Linked DNA regions of Homo sapiens: region 2 is linked to region 1. A link is a loop called in an ENCODE intact Hi-C map of the cell type or tissue named here. Cell type or tissue: endothelial cell of umbilical vein. All regions are shown on one strand. Each heading gives the region's core, and the rest is flanking DNA. Links, peaks and the distances in the headings are about the cores only.

Region 1 (10,564 bases), core at 2,425-6,424:
TTTTTTAAATTTAAGAGATAACATTTATGTATTCAGGTGGAGAGCTGGAGATTTTTATTAACAAGACATGGTGATTACATTTTTCTCAACGCCTCAGATTATGGATAAATAAAGTATACTGATCCAAGTCACTTAATCCTCGGGCTTATGTTTCCTCCTCTGTAAAGTGAGGAGATTTAATCAAATTACCTCTAAACAAAGTCTCTGGTTCTTTGTTTTTTCTAATTCTAAGGCTTCTTAATCTGGATGTTAGAGATGCATAAATCCAATTCCGTCATTTTGCTTAAGGAAAGCCAACACAGGGTGAAAAATTCCTGGAAGCATATTTGCTCTGGCCAGATCAAGATGGCTCAAGTTTTAATTGACCCATGAAAGGGAGTTTCTATCAGTTATGCTGGGAAACTCCAAACCAAATGGAAATCTGTGTGCATAACCTCTGTGTTTTCCACCTCAACTTTTAATTTCTGCTTAACTACAATACATATGAATTAGCTAAGAAAGTTATGTACCCACTGTTTACAAATGCCCTGCTTAAAAGCAATTTCTTTTTGTTTGGCTACATCTCCAGTCATCCACGAGATTTTTGAAAAGTGGATTTATATCCTCAAAACAAAACCTAGGGCTGGGCGCAATGGCTCATGCCTATAATCCCAGCTACTTGGGAGGCTGACGCAGGAGGATCTTGCTTAAGCTCAGGAGTTAGAGGCTGCAATGAGCCAGGATTGTGCCACTGTACTCCAGCCTGGGTGACAGAGTGATATACTTTATCTCCAAAATAAAAAAACAAACAAAAAACCTAGGAAATGACTTCTCTGTATAAGTTAGTTATCTGTTCTCAAAAAGAAAAGCAAATCTTTATTCATGCTTTCATTCATTCAGCAAATATTCATCGAGTACCAGTGTGGGTAGAACACTGTGTTAAATGCTAAGGATACCATGATGAAAAAACAAAGCCTCCCCAACTCATGGAGCGTACAGGGTAATGGGGCACACAGATGTCAATCAAATAGTCACAAATACATAACCATAAAGCTATCCAAAGGACAGGATGCTGTGTAGCCTTATAACTCATGTGATTAACTACTCATTCTTTGAGTGAATTCACCAGCCTATAGTATGTAAAAATATGTATTAGTCCAAAGCACTGTTGAATATTAATTTAATAGGCGGCCCCTGTGTACAGCTGATGTGCAGGTTTCACATATTCAGATGAAAACAAATAGTCTTTCTGAGCAGCAGTACCTGATGGGAGAAGGTAGAAATATCAGAACTCAGGTTTCAAGGGAACAGATGTCCAATTTTAAAGAGAGCTGAGATGAAACCATGGGGCAGCAGAGGGCAGAGGAGACATGTACAGTACACTCCTTTGAGCTCTGTCTTTTCTCCTTACAGAATACCCACTTGGAAAAGAGAAGAAGTACATACCCCTTCATCTTAGGTCATGTCTTTTTCTGAGGTCCTATTTCAGTAGTACAGACGCCTCTGAGCTGAAGAGAGGTAAAGAAAAGAACATGCTGTCTCGCACACAAAATCTTTGACTGACCACCAGCCACCTCCCAGTATCTGGAGAAATTCTGGCCTCACGAACTGTCCGCAAAGTAAGTTTTATTTAAGTACCCTGATTAATCATTTCTGTAGATACACACTCTTATCTGACTGCATTCTAGAAAGTATTGAATTGGTTTCACATTCTCTTTTAAAAAAAGAAGGTTAATGGGAAGATGGGAAACGCCCTTAGTTCTCATGCAAAAGGGAAAACACTGGAATGCAAAGTTTTGACCCAAACCACAGCTATGAAGCCAGCATCGGGATGCTTTCAAAGCTAAGCATTGCTGGGGTAACTTTCATAATATAAAATGTCTGGACCATCTCATTACCAATGAGAATTGCATTCTTTAAAGATGATTTGAACAACATTTGCTACTCTGCTTGTCATCTATACCATGAAATCCCATGCCTAGAGCCAAGAAAACCCCCAAGGAAATTGTCTCACACAAGCAGCAGAACAGAGAGCGCCAGGCGGCAGTGAGGAACTGTTAAGAGAAAAACCATATGGTAATACAAGGAAAGAACAACTTCTCAGTGCGGCCCAGCTGGAAGCTGAGACTAAGGAGGAGCATCCAGGAGCCAGCCCCTAGGTCACAAAGCCAGGTAGATAAGCTCAGAATGCCAAACCCAGGGAGCCACTCTGGAAAACATATCATATAACCAAAAAAGCACTTGATTAATACTGAATAATTGTCCCAATTCCAAGTGCTATCTCCAAGTAACTTTCTCCAGAAGACTCCCAGTAGAGGAACACATTTTGCTTTTCCAGATCCTTACAAAATTAATGCCGTGTGGGGGTTTTCTTTGGGGCTGGTAAGATTTTCGGGAAATGTTACCTTTTAATTGTTTTGTTTCTGTAACATTTGAATTATTACAAAAGAAAAAAAAGCTGTAGTTTTATAATAGAAAATATATAAGATTTTTAAAATCCAGGAACATCAATAACAATAATACTAAATAAAGATCTTTTTTGAGGAGGTAAGCCCACAATATTTATTGTAGCTAATAGGTAGGTTAACAGAGTAAAATAGGAGAACTTAATTTTTCTAATAGTAGAACCAAGTCATGTTGAAAGTGACAGGAGGAATCGGAAAAGTGGAAAAGTGTAGTGGAAGGTGCCCAACATGTGAAGTCAAGACAAGAGCACCTCTTTCATAGTTTAGCTGTGTGACCTAGGGTATTTAACTTTGCCTCAGTTTTGTCAGCTTTAAGACACATTCTCTCACAGGGCTGTTGTAAAGAATTAATTAACATATTTATCTTTTGTCAGCTCATTTTACACACTTTTCTTGCCCATCCTTGCCCATGACTTTAATAGCCAACCATAAGCTAACAACTCCCTTTGTCATGACCCACACAGCCCAATCTCCTCTGCTGGGCTTCCTACTGTACAGCATGGCCCAGGCATCTCTAAGCCAACATCTCGGTGGAACTCAGCCTATCCCCATTCTCAATTCAAATAAGTCCTCCTATTTTTTTCACGCCAAATAGCAGCAATGTCTACTTCAAGGTATAAGAGAGTCCCCCAGAATAACATGTATTAGCATGCATCTGATAAAATCTGCACAGTTATAGACCTCCACCCTCTTGCAGGAGAAAAAAAGCCCACTGTTTAATCAGCTTAAACCCTCCCCTATCCTCTGAATTGGACAGTGAAGACTTGAAGTCATCAGTATCATGTTAGCTTTTCTCCTCTGTGCCCTGATGTATACCTCTAACATTTGCTGGTCACCCACCACACTCTTTTCGGCCAAATTTTTCCCACTCTGCCCTTTGGACATAACTACAACCAGTCTACTACCAGCTGGTTTCCATCCCTAAGCCCTGAAATCCAATGACTAACTTTGATATTTCTCTTAACGCTGCCCTCATTCGACTTCACCAAAATTTGTAAGCGCCTTGTTGTTTCAACAGAAGTCATACTCTCCAACCTTCTCATTTTCAGATAAGGAAACAGGTACAATGGCTACTTGACTAGTGTTCTTTATGCATGGGCCAGGTGGAGACAGAGTGAGGCGCGGGAGAACCCAGGACCCTGGTGCCTGGCCCACCTTCCCTCCATTACACTTAGGCCCGCTTTGCAGATAAGAACTCACATTGGTTGTGGATGAAGCCGAATCTAAAAGGCCTGGAAATACCATGCTGCATTCGTTCTCGTTCTTCCACCTAGACCTGCAGCCCCCTTTCTGTCTCTACAGCCTACCCAGGTTTACCTGGGACTAGAGTTTCACCTTCATTCCATCAGAAATTAAATTTCTCATATGCCCTTAGGAAAAACGCTGTTGAAAAGCAGTCCCCAGAAACAGGTATCCGAAGTGAACAGAGCCCCAGAGCTGCTTACAACCCCAGATAGGGGGAGGAGGGGAATCACTAGCAAAACAGCATTTCAGCAAACAACCACCAAGTGTGAAAATCCAAAAACTGTACAAAGCTAGAGCACTTTTTTCTTAGAGACAGAATGTTTTTCTAAAAGTCTGTGTAAACTCTTGAGAAGTTAAATCTAACTGGATGCCAAGAATTAACAACAACAAAAAAGACATTTTCTTCAGTTTCCAAAGACCACAGTCTCTCTCTGAGCACAAGTGACTAATGCCTGTAACAGCCGAACATTACAAAGTGCTGACCAGCAGAAAGTCTGTTTGGGAATGACAAGGTCCACGTGTGCATTCCAGGGACGCTTACAGATTCTGCAGTACTCCAAGGAAGACAGGGTGGGAGGGAAGCAATGTGACAAATAGGCAAGAAGTATTTATAAAGGCACGACCCAATTAGAAACAGATGTTGCAGCTGCTCTTTCGCACTGGCCCACATCAGAGATGATGAAAAGCCCGTCACCCAGCAGCCACCTAGGAACACTAATGAGCAAAGCAAGCGGGGAAGTGGGGAAGAGGTCATAAACCATTTCAAAACCCTCTTGCTGTCCAGTGGGTCCCAAACAACCCAGTTCCATTTAAGACATATCACGTCTCTTGCAGAGCATAAAACCACCCACTTGTCTCACTGTTGTTTATTTGGGTCATTTTTGTCCCTCCTGCCCTGTCTTTATCCTATGGAATATCTTCAAAACAGTGACGAATAGGAGGTCAAATAGAATTAAGAGGCTCAAAGCAGTTGGAAGTTTTTTCCTCAACTTTTTATGTCCTGTGCTACTCATATTCACACATCTATTCCTCAGTATTTCCTGTTTGAGAAATATTGTGGCTCAGTTCATCTATTTCTATTCACTGAATGCATTCATCAGCAAATAATGAAATATGGATGGGACGCTTCCTTCCCGATGCCACCATTTCTATCACCGGATATAAATTAGCCACTTCCTTTCTGAAAGATACCATATATTTCTGTGCCTTTCTGAAAAGGCAGGGGATTTTCAGTTACAGTAATGGCCATGTGATGGCAGTCTCTGTGAGAGAAGAAAAAAAAAAAATCCAATCCAGTTCCAAGCAAGTCATGAACAAAAGCACCAGGGCTGTTTCCCCTAGTCACAACCTGGCTGCTTTCTCCTCCCAAGGCATGTTCAGTTCCTAATCCAGGCTGACCTAGAACATCTGAGTCCAGTGACACATTTCCAGCACCTGAAAATTGAGGAATTATACCAGAAATGACCAAAACCATGATACATATTGAGGAAATAAACATACCAATTAACATCTGGTCTTGCTCTACAAATATTACTAAACAATTATGGCCAAAATCCTCAAGTCTTCCTAAGAGTTCTTTTTTTCTTTTCTTTTTTTCCCTGAAATGGAGTCTTGCTCTGTCGCCTAGGCTGGAGTGCAATAGCGCGATCTCGGCTCAATGCAACCTCCGCCTCCAGGGTTCAAGCAATTCTCCTGCCTCAGCTTCCGAGTAGCTGGGATTACAGGCACCTGCCACCACGCCCAGCTAATTTTTGTATTTTTAGTAGACACGGGGTTTCACCACGTTGGCCAGGCTGGTTTTGAACTCCTGACCTTGTGATCTGCCTGCCTCGGCCTCCCAAAGTGCTGGGATTACGGGCATGAGCCACCACACCTGGCCTCTAAGAGTTCTACTGTGTCTTAATCTCAACCCTGGATAAAACAATATCAGGATGGAATAGGGGTTGTTTACATAAATGTGGGGCATGTGCTAGTTTTCTACTGCCATATAACAAATTATCACAAATTTAGTGGCTTGAAACAACATCCATTTATTAGCAGTCAGTTTCATAGGTCACAACTTTGGGCATGGTGTAGCTGGACTTTCTGCCTGGGTTATCACACGGCTGAAATCAAAGTGTGGGCCAAGCTAAGGAGGTTGTCCTCTCAAGGCTCTGGGGAAATACCCTCTTCCAAGCTCATTCCAGATGTGGGCAGACTCAATTCCTTGCAGCTGTAGGACTGAGGGCCTTCTCTCCTTACTCGCTGTCAGAGGCTGCACTCAGCTCCAAAAAGTCACTGACGGTTCCAAGCCACGAGGTCACCTCTGTCTTCAAAGTCAGCAATGAAAAATCTCCCTGTGTCCCTCTCACATGTCAAATATCCTTCTTCAGGAACAGTCTGGTCCCTTTTAAGGGACTGCTTAATGAGGTAAGGTCCACCCAGGTCAATCTCCATTTCTAAACGACAGCTGTGCCATAACCTACCTGTGGGAGTGATATTCACAAGTTCTGGGGATTATGCAGAGCGTGTACACCAGGGGGCTGGGATCTTGGGGCCATTTTCGGATTCTGCCTACCAAAGTATACATTATTTCAACATCCCTATTTCTCCTGTGTAACTTTAGGATAAGATATAATAATGAATATTGGCATTTCCCCAGCTAAAAAAAAAACAAAAACAAAAAACAACAAAAAAAACACACAACTGTCTCCAGGAGAAAAAAGATAGATATTAGTAAAAGCATGGTAAACTAGATCCCTCTCAGGCTACCAAGGCAAACCTTTTACACTGAATCTGATAAGGGCAGCTAACCACAAACTAGCTAGCCTTTGGAGGAAGCCTTCCAAAAATGAAAGTAAACTGCAAATGTTTAGGTGTTGTGTTTGTAACAAGAATTCTAGGAAATACAAAAGATTCTTAAGGAATTTGAGTCTTATTAGGGAGATAAGTTATTGAGGTAAAATGGAAGATGATTTTGAAATGTTTCATGATGAAATATACTACAAAGATTACAGGGTTAGACAATGGAGATGAATGTGGACCAGAGCAAAAATGTAAAACTCTCTTAAAGCAGGTCAGTTTTGCCCTAGGTTATGGTAAGATGAAATAAGATCTGGGCCGGGGGTGGTGGCTTATGCCTGTAATCCCAACACTTTGGGAGGCTGAGGCAGGCAATCACTAGAGGCCAGGAGTTTGACACCAGCCTGGCCAACATGGTGAAACCCCGTATCTACTAAAAATACAAAAATTAGCCAGGCATGGTGGCACCCGCCTGTAATCCCAGCTACTAAGGAGGCTGAGGTGGGAGAATCGCTTCAACCCAGGAGGCGGAGGTTACAATGAGCCAAGATCACACCACTGCACTCCAGTCTGGGCAACAGCAAGACTCCATCTCAATCAAAAAAAAAAAAAAGATTTGAATAGTTGCAGAAAGGGAATGGAGATGGATGGAAAGAAAGAGGTAGAATCTATCAAGGAAGGCAGCAGGAAAAGGAAAGAGGCCCAAAGGGCAGGGAAATCAATGAACTAGGAAAACTAAGAGTAGAGGATGTAAGACTTTAAAACTGATTCTTTTTCAGTTTACTGGAAATAGTCCTTAAATGGGGAGCATTATGCCCAGGATGTGCTACTAAGTATTCGAGTGTCACTTGGGGGAGAGATCTAGAAACAATCACTGAGCAGCCACGTCATGAAAGACTTTTCTGTTTCCCACTCCCTAGTGTACTTACAAACATATCTTCCCACCAGACCAGCACACCAAGGGATCATGAGTATAGAATTGCCTCAGTCAAGGTTTTAACCCAGATTACCAGCTGGGGCAACCATCCAAATGGTAAGCTATTTGATGCAAACTTCTGCAGAGCATGAAAAAAAAAAAAAATGCATATCTTGCAGAGAAGCTAATAAACAGACTCTATTTGTTACCGCTACAAGTTCAGCCATTCTAATCAAGCTAAAGCTTTCTTACTCCTTCCTTACTCTGTTCTCCTTCTCAAAAAATAGGACCAAATAACCCCTAATAAATCAATAAATACTCCCACTAGCAGAGACAACTTTCTGCCTTACAGAAAGTTAACTGCACATTGTAGAAGCATCCACCTAGGTGTAAGAGAAAGTTGGTTTAGAGTTTTTCTCACACATACTGTTGTGCTTAGGAAAGCAGACCCAAGAGGCTGTATTACAATTTTCCTCTTTTCTCAAAGTTCTCCTATTGATAGAAGATTTTATATGCTGGCTTTCTTGTCTTGATCAGTTAATGCAAAACAAACCTTTTCACATGCTGCAGCTCACAAGAATGTTCCCACAGTCCTCTCCACCCCCTCCATTGTCCACTAAAAATGTCTCTTAAAGAGCCATTTTCTTTATCATTATCATCATGTTGATATGTCTGAATAATCAAGTAGGGCCCAAGTAGAACACAGGGAAAATGCAACTGCATACAACAATCCGTTATAAATCCCATCAGCTCTCAAAAAGAGATGATAAAATATGTGCAAGAGCACAGGTTACATTTTTACTCATGTTGTTACCACAAAGCACAAAAGGTTTGGGTCAGCAGCCCAGACTTCTCAGCAAGATCGGGTCCAATTCCACATCAATGGTCCTAGATTGATAGATTAAGAGTATGGGATATGTGAATGGGAATATGTTTCTGACAGTCTTGATAGCATGATTACAGGGAAGCATTAAGCTAAAATCAAAACTTGAAAGATTATAGCTTGGCAAGAGATCCTTGCTGTAATCCATACGATCTGTAGGAAGGAAAAACTGAAGTTAAATGAGACTCAGGGTGAAAGACAAACCAGAATTAGCAAAAATCTTAGGCACTGATCCAGGTGGCTGCCATTAAACACTCCCAAAGCCTAATGGTCCATTTGAATAATTATTACTCACATAGATAAAATGAATGGCAAGCTAAGGGAAATAAGTGATGATTACACTGGCAAAAACAAGAACTACTTTCCCATTTGAATTTGAGAAAAATCCAAGCCTCAAATCCCTTCCCACATAGAGAGGGTCAGACCACGTATCTCACTGTAATCATGGCTACACAGAGTTAAGCCTCTTTTGCCACAACTGCACCAAATGTACACACTTAGGTTGCTTATTACCGGGAGTGGGTTTAGCGCAATGTGGCAGCTGCAGCCACCGATATAAGGAAACAAGGCTTGGCAGCAATTCCCCACGATTCCTTCTCAGTTCCACTTCCTATCCACCCTTTAGCCCGGATATTAATAATTCAGAAGACAGTGTGACAGCCACAAGTCACATGCATGAACACCCAAGAAACAATCACTGTAAAACCTGATGTGTTTGGACAGACAAACTTGTGAAGCTTTAGTCCCCATGGAGAACAGAGCACCAATAAATGTACCTCATACTTCACCTCATATTCTGGGATCAAGGTGGAAAAGTAGATCACTATCTTTTCAAAGTATCAGTTTAAAGTTGCTGGGAGTACCTATATGATGAAGGTTAAAATACCCAGAGAAGGAAAAAAGGCAACAGGCTCTACCACTTTCTTATCCACAGAACAAAAAAAGAGGGGTCTGCCATTTCCCTAGATCAATCAATCAAAAAACAATTTTATCAAACATTTATGAAAAGACCACAATACTAAGTATGGTTTAGCAAAAACAAACAAGGCATTCAAAGGTCACCATGCTTGATGCTTGGTCTACCCTTCAAGCTTCTCAATATGTCCCTCCTTCCACTCCAGCCATCAGGAAAATAATGTTTATTGGGTGCTTGTTTGCCCCCACTTTTTTTTTTTTTTGACATGGAGTTTCTCGGCTCACTGCAACCTCTTTCTCCCTGGTTTAAGCAATTCTCCAGCCTCAGCATCCCAACTAGCTGGGATTACAGGCGCCCACCAGCACGCTCGGCTAATTTTTGTATTTTTTAGTAGAGACGGGGTTTCATCATGTTGGCCAGGCTGTTCTTGAACTCCTGACCTCAGGTGATCCGCCTGCCTTGACCTCCCAAAGTGCTGGGATTACAGATGTGAGCCACCATGCCTGGCCCTTTGTTTGCCCTTTTAAAAACCTTCCCATTTAATCCTTATAACTTGTGAAGTAGATACTATTGGCTCCATTTTACAGAGAAGGAAACTAAAGTTCAATTCATGGCAGAACCAGCATTCAAACCAGTTTTGCCAGATTCTAAGTCCACCACCGCCCATACACTAAACTGGACAACTGACTCTTTTCAAAGCATACCGACCTCTGCACAGAGCATGCCTCCACCTTCAACTCCACTTGTCAAATCCTACTCATCCTCAAAATTCCAGGCAAAATGCCACTTTCTTCACTAAGCCTTCCCTGGTTCCTTGAATTAGACACCATTGCTTCTTATTTTATAAAGGTCCACTCTATTTGGGTCCTTGGTCACATCTTGCATCTAGCAGTACACTTAGTTTCTCACTTGGTCAGGCCCCCAAAAGAATGTACATTTTTTGAGGACAGGAACCCTGTCTTATTCATCTTACTTTGAACTGTATGTACCATGACATCACAAGTAGCCAGGGCCATATGTTTAGGATGAATGAATGCAGCAACTTATTTCTCACAAAGTCTATACAACCTGACTTCCCCAACCAAAAACAACAGCCATGGAGCAGCAGTGCAGTGATAGAGAATTCATGGGAGGGAGCATTCACTATGGGCTGAAATGCCCATGGTATGTTTGATGGAGGAAGTGAAGTTTAAGAGGGCCCTTGGAAAATGGAGAAAAGGGATGTCAATACTCCAGCCACATGCTTCAGTATGAACCCTTCCCAACACTTAGTCACAATCAACTGCAGGGAGGGAGAGACACGGTAGTGAAGAGGTCAAACGTTGTAGGGGTGTTTGCTCTCAGGAAATAAACTATTCTGCTAAAGTTCACAAGTATAA
Region 2 (10,564 bases), core at 3,118-7,117, 180 kb after region 1:
CACCTCTTTTCTTTATAAATTACCCAGCCTCAGGTATTCCTTTCTAGCAATGCAAGAATGGCCTAACACAGTGGTATTAATAGGAGCGTGGCTATGTATGGGATGCATGATTAAAAGTTCCACAGCAGGCACTGCTGTTTAGTCAACCCAATATCCTTTCCTAAACTCCCATTTCCTTGTCATGTTTTACTACAGAGGCTTGGAAAAGTTAATATTCCATTTTCCAGACTCCCTTGCAGCTAACAATGGCCAAATGATGAAGATCAATGAGATATAAATGAAAGTCTGCTGGAATGTTGCTGGAAAAAAATTTGCTTTTCTAATAAAAGCAGCTCTGGGGCTGGGCATGGTAGCTCACACCGGTAATCCCAGTGCTTTGGGAGGCAGAAGGAGGAGGATCACTTAAGGCCAGGAGTTTGAGACCAGCTTGTGCAACATAGTGAGTCCCCCGTCTTTATAAATACAAAAAAAATTAGCCAGGTGCGTGGTACACACCTCATACTTCTGGCTACTTGGGAAGCTGAGACAGGAGGATCACTTGAGCCCAGGAGTTTGAAATTGCAATGAGCTATGATTGCTTCGTTGCACTTCAGCCTGGGTAACAGAGTAAAACTCTGTCAAAAGAAAAAAGAGAAGAGAAGAGAGAAAAGACACTCTGGTTGGCATTGCCTACACTGCTCCTTTTCTACCTACTTTGAATGCAGATGTGATGCCTATAGCTGTTTGGATCAGCAGCAGCCATCCTTTGATGATAAGGGAAAGTCCAGAAAAATCACGGAGAACTTGGCTTTGATCATTGGGAATTCTGCAAAGTCTGCCGTGTCACATTTGCTGATTTCCCAATGGCTCAGAGTTAATATAGCAGAGGACCAAAGAAGGGTGTCGATACCAGGAAATGTGATTCACTGGAGCCATTAATATAACAATATACCACTACCTTCCTCAAGACACTTTATTTCCATCTGTTGAAAAATTGCTGTAGTATCCTCTTTTTATTAGAATAAGACATTGGACTTATCTGCCAAAAACTGTAACAAATACACAAATCTATGATGCCTAAAATGTGAACAGTACCTTCTCAGATGGCATTGTGGTGCAGTGCACAGCCTGCACAACCATACCTAGTGGCTGTAGTAAATCTTATCAGCCTACTTTAATTATGTGTTGAGGACTGGGTTCAAGTTTTATGTCTTTTTGGTGCTTCACACTTAATACCATGCCTACCATTTTATAAAAATGTGTCTTCTGTCACTTTCTATAAATTTCATTTATCTATAACAGAGCCCCTCTAAACAGTATTTATTACAGCGAGATCTCCAGACCACCTGCATAAAAATCACCTAAAGAACTTGATAAATGCAGATTCCTGGGCCCCACCCCAGACTTACTGGCCTAAAAGGTAAAGCTTCAACTTCTTAGCATGGTATCTGATATGGTTTGGCTCTATGTCCCCACCCAAATCTCATCTTGAATTGTAATCCCCACGTGTCAAGGGAGGGACCTAGTGGGAAGTGATGAGATCATGGAGGCAGTTTCCCCCATGCTGTTCTCCTGATAGTGAGTTCTGATGAGATCTGAGGGTTTTATAAGTGCTGGTTTCCCCTGCTCTTCTCTCCTTCCTGCTGCCTTGTGAAAAAGGTACTTGCTTCTCCTTTGCCTTCTGCCATGTTTGTAAGTTTCCTGAGGCCTCCCCAGCTATGCGGAGGCCTGACTCATTAACTGTGAGTCAATCAAACCTCTTTCCTTTATAAATTACCCAGTCTCAGGTATTTCATTATAGCAGTGTGAAAACAGATTAATACAGTGTATTAGTCTGTTTGTGCTGCTATAACAAAAACACTGTAGACTGGGTAACTGATAAACAGAAATTTATAGCTCACAGTTCTGAGGGCTGGAAAGTCCAAGATCAAGGTGGAAGCAGATTTGGTGACTGGTAAGGGTTTGTTCTCTGCCTTATAGATAGTGCCTGGTTGCTACATCCTCACATGGTGGAAGGGGTAAATGAGCTGCCTTCAGCTTCTTTTATAAAGGCACTCATCCCATTCATGAGAACTGAGCCTGACTTCCCAAAAGGCTGCCTGTTAATAGTCTCACATTGGGGATTGTTTCAACATAGGAATTTGGGGAGACACATTCAGAACTTTGCCTTCATCTTGGTCTTTCCACTGCCCCCAGCATTCTCCCAGGCAAATGCACATCCTGCACGTACACACAGCTGTGCTTAGCAAACTTCAAATATGCTAGACACTTATCTTGGGGCCTGAACTCTCACCATTCCTCCTTGGAATAACTCCACCTCCTCCTACTTGTCTAGTCTGGTGAAATTTCTCTTATCCTTCAAGGCGTAGCTTAAAGGCCAGCTTCTCTGAAAAACCGTTCCTATTGCCTCTTCCTCTGATTGGAGTCTGCTCTCCTGAGCTTTTCTTGCTACTTAACAGTGCTACTCCAAATGTACCAGTAAGTCTATAATTATTTTTCTTACATCTTATTTGTTACAGCTTCACATTTAGTAAGTCTTAATAAATGTTTTTCAATGAAGTCAACTTCTTTAAAACAATTATAATATTTTTAACATTAAAAAAACATAGTTTAATAATAAAATGGGTCTCGCTAGCCCAGCATGGTGTCTCATGCCTGTAGCACTTGGGGAAGCTGAGGCAGGAGGATTGCTTGAGTCCTGGAGTTTGAGACCAGCCTGGCCAACATATGGAGACCCTGTCTCAAAAAAAAAAAAAAAAAAATTAGCCAGGCATGGTGGCACAAAACTGTGGTCTCAGCTACCCAGGAGGCTGAGGCTGCAATGAGCCGTGATTATGCCGCTGCATTCCACCTTGGGCAGCAGAGCGAGACACTGTCTCAAAATCATCATCATCTGGATCCTATATCTCAGATTGTGCTAAACAAACCTCAAACACACACACAAACATACCCCCAGAAAGCCAGACAAAAGTTTTATTTAGGAAATAGTGGTAAAGGTTTTTCTCTCAACTTACAAAGAGAAATTAATTCAGAACATTTTATTTTGAGATGCAGTCTCACTGTTGTCCAGGCTGCAGTGCAGTGGCACAATCTCTACTCACTGCAACCTCCACCTCCTGGGTTCAAGCGATTCTCCTGCGTCAGCCTCCTCAGTAGTTGGGATTACAGGTGTGCACCACCACACCTGGCTAATTCTTTGGGATTTTTTTTTTTTTCAGTAGAGATAGGGTTTCTCCATGTTGGCCAGGTTAGTCTCAAACTGTTGACCTCAATTGATCCACCCACCTCGGCCTCCCAAAGTGCTGGGATTACAGGAGTGAGCCACAGCACCCAGTCCAGAACATTTTATTCTTAATGCTAGTATTTAGAGTAAATTTAGATCCAAGAGCATCTTACTTATATTTTATTTTTGTTATGGAAATGTCTAACATACATGAAAGTAGAGAGTCCAGCACAGTGATTCCTGAGTACCTATCACTCAGTTCCAACAATTGGATCTGCTGTTCTTTCAAATGATGCTAATTCTAAAACACTTTTATTCATTTAAAAACAGAGTTAAAAATCAATTAATTTAAAAACACCCTCGTGTGTGGGGTTGGAAAACCAGTCATGGTTTTAAAAGAATAACGTTATTAACAATCACCATCTGGTCATCGGTGGACACCTGAAGGTAGAAAGCCACCGTTTTCAACTGAGTGCCCTACTGGGGGAGAGGGGGTCTCAGACTGCCCAGGCAGGGGAGAGGACTGGCAACAGAGGAATCAGTACTGCCCTGCTGCTCAAATTCCCCAGTAGCTAGTTGAGCCAAGACAAGAAGAGCAATATGTGGGCCACAAGGTTCTTCAGGGGGAAATGGACATCAGAGGTTTTGACTGGGGTCCCAAATTCACAAGGAGCTTCATATTTAGACTTACATGACATCTTTAGTTACATTGTTTTGTGAGTGTGTGTTAAGGGACAATTTTTTAGTGTAAACACCTAAGATATTCTACAGTTTGTGTGACTTTTTGGCATTTATCAAAATTTTTTTTAAAAAGCGGTTCCGGGATCCTCTGTAAAAAGAAGTGGCTTGAGGTGCTCTTGACCGCTAGAAGACTCTGATAGAGGTTAGGTTAAAAACAAGCAGCACTTCTCAATTTTGGCCAAGATTTTCTTCACTACTAGCTCCTGGCTGAAGCTGATTGAAATAGCGTCAAGGATAAAATTGGGTTCAAGAGTGGCAAAAATGGAAAAAGAAAAAAAAAAGACCCAGAAGCCAATTAAATAAGGTGGTTGGAAAGGCAGGAAGGGAAGCAAAAAGGAAAAAATAAGAGATAAAGATAGGGTGGAGCACACTGCGAAGAGACCTGGCCGAGAGGAGAGGAGCAGTGTTCTCTTGGGGTCCACAAAAGGAAGTCTGGACTTAATTTTATTTAATCCAAGTGCTTTTGGCTTTCTTAGAAAGCAGGAAGCCAAGGCACAAAAAGTCAGGATCTTGATAATTAAATTTTTTTAAACCGGAAAGCAAATACCAGGATTTTCCCTAGAGACACACTCACCACAGGACACATGGGCGAGGGAGAGCCTGAATTGCTGTTTCTTATATAAACATTAAAACCCAAGGCTTTCCATCTGTCCCCACCCCTCACCCCCAATCCCCAACTGGTAGCTGTGAGAGTCCTCAATGAGACTCCTAGGAGGGCTTCCCACCGTCTGGGGCCACTCTGCTTCTCTGTAAGGGGGAAAACAATGAGAGGAATTCAGGGTTCCCTACTAGGCTGGCGCTGACCCACGATGGGGAAGCAGCCTCTTGGCGAAGAAAGGAGGAAGAAAGAAGAATTGCTGACTTGATTCCCCTCCCTCCCAAGGAACCCGGGAGGAGGGCATTGAGAAGTTGGTAGCATCCTGGAGAAAGGGTGGCCTTTGTGAAAAGTGCAGGCTCCACTGGATGCTTGAAATGACTGCTCCTGCCACCCTTTCTAAGGTCTCCTCCAGAAGGAGGGAGGAGCGCAGTGAGAGTGGGATGAGGACTTACTTCATCACACAAGGAAGGCTGGTGAACCAGTGACCACTGGGTGAAGAAAGAGAACTAGGGTCTGGAGAAGAGCCAATCGAGAAAGCCTGTGGGGCGGCTCATTAATGAGCTCATCCATCCAGGCAGGTTAAATTGCAGGCAACTGGGTTGCCCAGGAAGCAGCTGAAGTTTAGAGACTAAACAATATGCAATCACGATAATTTCCTCTGCCTGTGACTCATCTCGGAGGGTGTCCAGGTGATGGTGCAAAGATAGACTGAGAAAGAAGGCCTTTCTTTTCTAATAGCAAATGCAGAGAGAGCAGGAGCAATATTGTCAGGAATGCATTTCTCAGAAATCTAAAGAAGTGTTTTGTCACTTTATTTATAACATTTCAAAACTATTTTTGACTCGCACTACCTAATTACTTTGATTTTAGGTAGTGCAAAGCTCTTTGTAATACATAATAAACACACGCTTCCTCCCGCACCCCACTTAGGGAGAAAACAGAATGTTGGGCTTTTGCAGCCTGACAAGTTTATGTAACAAGCAGCATCCTTTTTGCTGTTTATGCATGAAGGGAAGCCATGGGAAAAATGGATGAAGTGTGGAATTCCAAGATTTTAATAAATATCAAACACAAGAAAAACTCTCCACTTGGTTGGGATGAATCGTGTTCTTCGTCAACTGCCTGTTAAAGCATTTTGATTCCATCTCAGGGAGGAGGAGGGAGGCAAGAAGGAGGAAAGAAACATCTTCAGGGTGCTCTTAGCAATGCATTCTTGCTTCCCGGCCCATGGCCTCTTTTCTCCTTAGAACTGTTTTTATCTTTTTTGGAGAACAAAGCCTCTTTCAACATTCCTTAGCTTACAGATGGGTAATGAGGCAAGAAGGAGGTGAAGTATCCTCACCGGCACCCAATATGAACCCAGTTCTCAAGTCCACTTATTTTTTTTAAACCTCACTGTCTCTGTTGTAGGGTTAATTCTCCTCCCGCCGCCTCTCTCAGGCCACTTCCCCTCCCCTCCCTGTGTATTTGCAGTCACAGAGCTCGTCTCAGAGGGGAGAGGAGAAGAGCTATTTGATCCTGGCCTCATGTCCATCAGGGGCCTCACATACGGCCTTTAGGCCTTATCTCCAGATGAGCTTATGCAGGCAGTCATTACAGTTGCATGCGTGTAAACAACACTGGTAATCAAGGCGGAGCTTTAAAATACAGCACAATTACAACTTTTTGTAGCTGTTTGGCATGTCTTCATTTAAAAAATACATTTAGGGCTTCAAAAGAAGTGGCTCAGGCCTCTTTCACCCGAGAAGCCTTGCGTGCACTGTTAGCAAACTCACACAAGTGAAGAGGGACCTTTCTTTGCTACACAGCGTCCTCCGTGGCGAGCTGGAGGGAAGCGCTCTCAGCAGAGAGGGTCGCCCTCACCAAGAAGCCAAAGGGAAGAGGACAGAATCTATCTTGTAGGGACGCCCTTGGTCTTCAGAAGGAACACTTTTTCTGTTTCACAGAGATCTGTGGAATGTGTGGGTTCCCTGAAGAGGTGGACGGACCCCCGGGGTCGCGCGTTTTCTCAGCCCTGGGCCCGTAGCGGAGCTCGATCCTTCCAGAGCTCAGGGCCAGAAATGTTGCGATTCCGAACACTTTGCCTTTCTTCTGAGAGGAGCCGCCCGGCAGACGCTCATCATTAAGAAGCAACGTAATTAACAACGAATGTTTCCCCTTGGCGCTAATGCGAACACCCTGGGGAACTGCCAAGTCTGGTAGGGGAATCGCAGCCGGGGGTGTCTGGGGGAAGCCAGCGTGGGCGGGCGCGGTGGGCCTGGGATTGCTTTTAGGCGCAGCAGCAAGGAGGGCGAGGGCGAGTGGAACAGAGGTCGGAGACCTTGCTAAGCTGCTGGCCTTTTCACGTTTCGGACCCTGAGAGTAAGCTGAGAGAATGGATGGGGTCAAGGCTGGGACAGGCTGTTGGCTACTGCCGGTGGGAGGGAATCCGGGCGGGAGACTGAGACCGGGCGGAAAGGAGGGAGACAGAGCACTCCCTCTAGGCGCTGAGGTCCGACACCCGCTTGATTTGTCAGTGCCGCCAACAGCCCTCCTCCTGTTGTCAGCAAGGACAGTCGGTAGGGCCTGCTGAGGGCCAGGCACAGTGCAGGGGCGAGCGCCCAAAGGTAGGGATCAGCCGCTGGTCTCTGTGCCCAGGGGTTCAAGGCCTGGGAGGAGACAGGCTTTGAAGACTTATAAAACAGTTGTGGGTGCTAATTTAGACATATTCCAGACATAGTCACAGGGCAGTCCCGACCAGAGGAGTTTAAGTCAGTGTTGTTACAATGCTTTATTTAATTAATATTATTTTTGGAAGGCTGTGTGCACCTGGAGGAGGCCAGCGGCTGTGTCTGTTTTGTTCACTGCTCTATCACTCCCACCTGGGATAACTCTTGGCAAATATGATGACAGCACCCATTGACGAGGTGCTTAAGATATATAAGGTTGGTGCAAAGTATTTATACGGTGCACCATATAAATACTTTATATTTGGCAGTCATCTGATCCTCAGCATAGCCTCGAGAGAGATTAGCCCCATTTTACAGATTATCAAACTAAGGCAAAGGATAATAGTGAATCTGGGTCTGAATGTAGTCCGTCTGGCTACAAAACCTGTGTTTTAAAATCATAGGCATAAATTGACTCAGAACTTGAAGAATGACTAGGAGACCAGGAGGGGTTGGGTCGGGGGAATTTTTGCTTTTATTTTCATAGTTTTGCTTCTCAGGTGTTGAGAGTAGTGCACCCTAAAAGTCCCGCTCATGTTTTGGTTGCCTGTGCTTGAGGGATATTACTCAAGAAACCTTTGCCCAGTCCAATGTCCTGGAGCGTTTTCCCATTGTTTTCTTGTAGTAGTTTCATAGTTCGAGGTCTTAGATTTAACTATTTAATCCATTTTGATTTGATTTTTGTATATAGTGACATGGGGTCTAGTTTCATTCTTCTACATATGGATATCCAGTTTCCCCAGCACCATTTATTGAAGAGATTGTCCTTTCCCCAATGTATGTTCTTGGCACCTTTGTTGAAAATGAATTCACTGTAGATGTATGAATTTATTTCTGGGTTCTCCATTCTGCTCCATTGGTCTATGGGTCTGTTTTCATGCCAATACTGTGCTGTTTTGGTTATAATAACTGTGTAGCACAATTTGAAGTCAGGTAATGTTCCTCCAGTTTCATTCTTTTTGTTCAGAATAGCTTTGGCTCTTTTGGATCTTTTGTGGTTGCATATACATTTTAGAATTTTTTTTTTCTATTTCTATGAAGAATGTCAATGGTATTTTTATAGAGATTGCAGTGACTCTCTAGAGTGCTTTGGGTAGTATGGACATTTTAACAATATTGATCTAGTCCATGAACATGGAATGTCTTTCAATGTTTTTGTGTCCTCTTCAATTTCTTGCATCAGTGTTTTATAGTTTTCATCATAGAGATGTTTCATTTTTTGATTAATTCCTATTTTATGTGTACCTATTGTGAGATTACTTTCTTGATTTCTTTTTCAGATAGTTCAGTGTTGACATATGGAAATGCTACTGATTTGTGTAGATTTTGTATCCTTCAACTTGACTGAATTTATCAGCTCTAATAGTTTTTTGGTGGAGTCTTTAGGTTTTTCCAAATATAAGATTTTATCACCAGCAAATAAGGATAATATGACTTCTTTCTATTTGGATGCTCTTTCTTTTGTCTTTCTTCCTTCCCTCCTTCCCTCCTTCCTTCCTCCCTTCCTTTGCTCTTTTCTGCCACTCATGTTTTATATTCACTGAGGTTCAACAGGTTTTGGCCCAATTGCCTGTCTCAATTCTGAAGTAAGCATCTCAGGCACTATTGTTCATGATGCAATGAGTGAACAAATGAGTGAACAATGAGAGGCATTGTTCATGATGCAATGCATTTGTTCATGATGCAATGAGAGGCAATGAGTGAACAAAAAGGGGAAAACTTGGTTCTATCCCTGTACAGAATTATATACAGTGTGAAAGCTAAGAGATGGGGCCATATGCAGTTGGGCAAATGTAAACCAAGTAAAGTTTATTTTTGCTGCCCTGTGGAATTGTACATTCTCTCATCTAGGTCTTTTTAATCTCTTAGATACCTAGCTGCTTTCTTTTTGTCTAGACCTGTACGGTACTTAGGAAAAGAACTGTAACTCAAGCACAGTAGGTGCAAATAGCTAATATTTGTAACTTCAACAAGCATTTAATGAGCTTACCCTTGTTAAATCAAACTAAAATCTGGCCTGAGAAAGTCTCTGTACTCACATAGTTGAGTCCTTATGGATAAACCGTAAGCTACCTTGGTAGGTAGACAAACTATGAACCTGATTTAGGAGTATGTAATAAGAGCTGAGTCTTAGCCAATCCTGAGGCAGAAGAATAGGGTCCACTCACAGGCGGCCAACTGTTCAAATTGTGTCCAAATAAGGCAAAGGCTGAGCTGTAACCAGTCTGGCTGTTTCTGTACCTCACTTCCGTTTTCTATATGTCACCTTCCTTTTTCTGTCCATAAATTTGCTCTGCCCACGTTGCATTGCTCGAGTTGCTCCAAATCTGTAATTCTGAGGGCTGTCCAGTTTGCGAATTTTTTTTTTTTCTTGCTTCGTTTTTACAGTGGGAAAGAGGAGAGAAGAGTGTAGGTTTTTAGAAAGGAAATAGGAAACTTATGTCTTTTAAGACCTTTTAGTGATTAGAAGAGAGCATGTATATGAATAACTGGGTTCTAAATCTTGGATATTTTGAGATCGTAAGTCAGGCCTTTTCTCTAAATTCTTTTCCTCCCCCTATCTAGGGCAAGGGATCTGGCTGAATGGGGAAACTAGGAGGAGGCTGCAACCCTTTATGGCTTTTATGTTTAAAAGTCCAAACTCTTAGGCAAAGGAAATTCCCTAGGACAGATGATCCCTCTTAGAAGAACAGAGGAGAAGAGCTAGTGCTCCCTAACACCCTAAAATCTACCAGTTTCTGGAAACAGAGGGGCTCCACTGGCCTGCTGGCTTGCATGAATAAGTAGTAAGTGCTCAGATTAGAAATGTTTGTGTGTGGTTCAGGAGTGGGTGGTCACAAAATTTATTGGCCAAACCAGGATACATTTGACAGAGAAAGGGGGCACTGTTAATTACACTGCAACAATAAGCATGAACTAGCACCGTCCCAGGCAGACTGGGATATACAGCAGAATGAAACATAGGCAGCTTCAGAAACTATTAGAATGCCCTAAGCAGGATGCAGAAGTAACCAAACCACTGGGCCTGAAGGGCCATGCACATAGGAGTGATGGGTGGATAGCCCAGTGTAACCTGGGTGATAATTAATTGCTGACTCCTGGAGCCCTCTCCTTTCTCTCAGGCAATAACATGATTACTGTTTATTCATTAAACATGGAAAGGATAAAGGAGGGAAGGAGCAACTAGACTGTAATAAACTGTAAGCCTTGAAAGAGCAGGGATTATGTCCACTTTGTCCATCTACTTCTAGCAGAGGGATTTCAAAGTAAAACCCAATAACTATTGAATGAATGAATGAGGTAAATCTGTATCCT

Evidence for each region. Hi-C counts contacts between places; a loop is a spot of excess contacts. Peaks named below come from ENCODE experiments on the same cell type or tissue, not always from the same donor. Only the 100,000 strongest peaks of a DNase experiment are listed, where the experiment ranks them.
Region 2: a loop joins it to region 1, with 9 times the contacts of the local background. A loop is called at or near these places in 1 of 110 quality-filtered maps.

What each region holds. Positions count from the first base shown.
Region 1 is chr4:76,978,732-76,989,295 of GRCh38, reverse strand. The region is part of intron 1 of SEPTIN11 (septin 11); the gene reads right to left. Among named protein-coding and RNA genes, the nearest start is that of SEPTIN11, 34 kb to the right of the region's middle. In endothelial cell of umbilical vein, for the core only: CTCF peaks have their summits at 4,916 and 6,206 (motif pointing right); DNase peaks (open chromatin) are centred at 4,195 and 4,925; H3K27ac peaks cover 2,345 bases.
Region 2 is chr4:76,798,232-76,808,795 of GRCh38, reverse strand. SHROOM3-AS1 (SHROOM3 antisense RNA 1) reads left to right here and starts at 6,333. Exons shown (of 3, transcript NR_187405.1): 1 at 6,333-6,739. RefSeq lists an enhancer at 6,758-7,548. In endothelial cell of umbilical vein, for the core only: no CTCF peak of the experiment used is centred there; DNase peaks (open chromatin) are centred at 4,505 and 5,145; H3K27ac peaks cover 1,036 bases.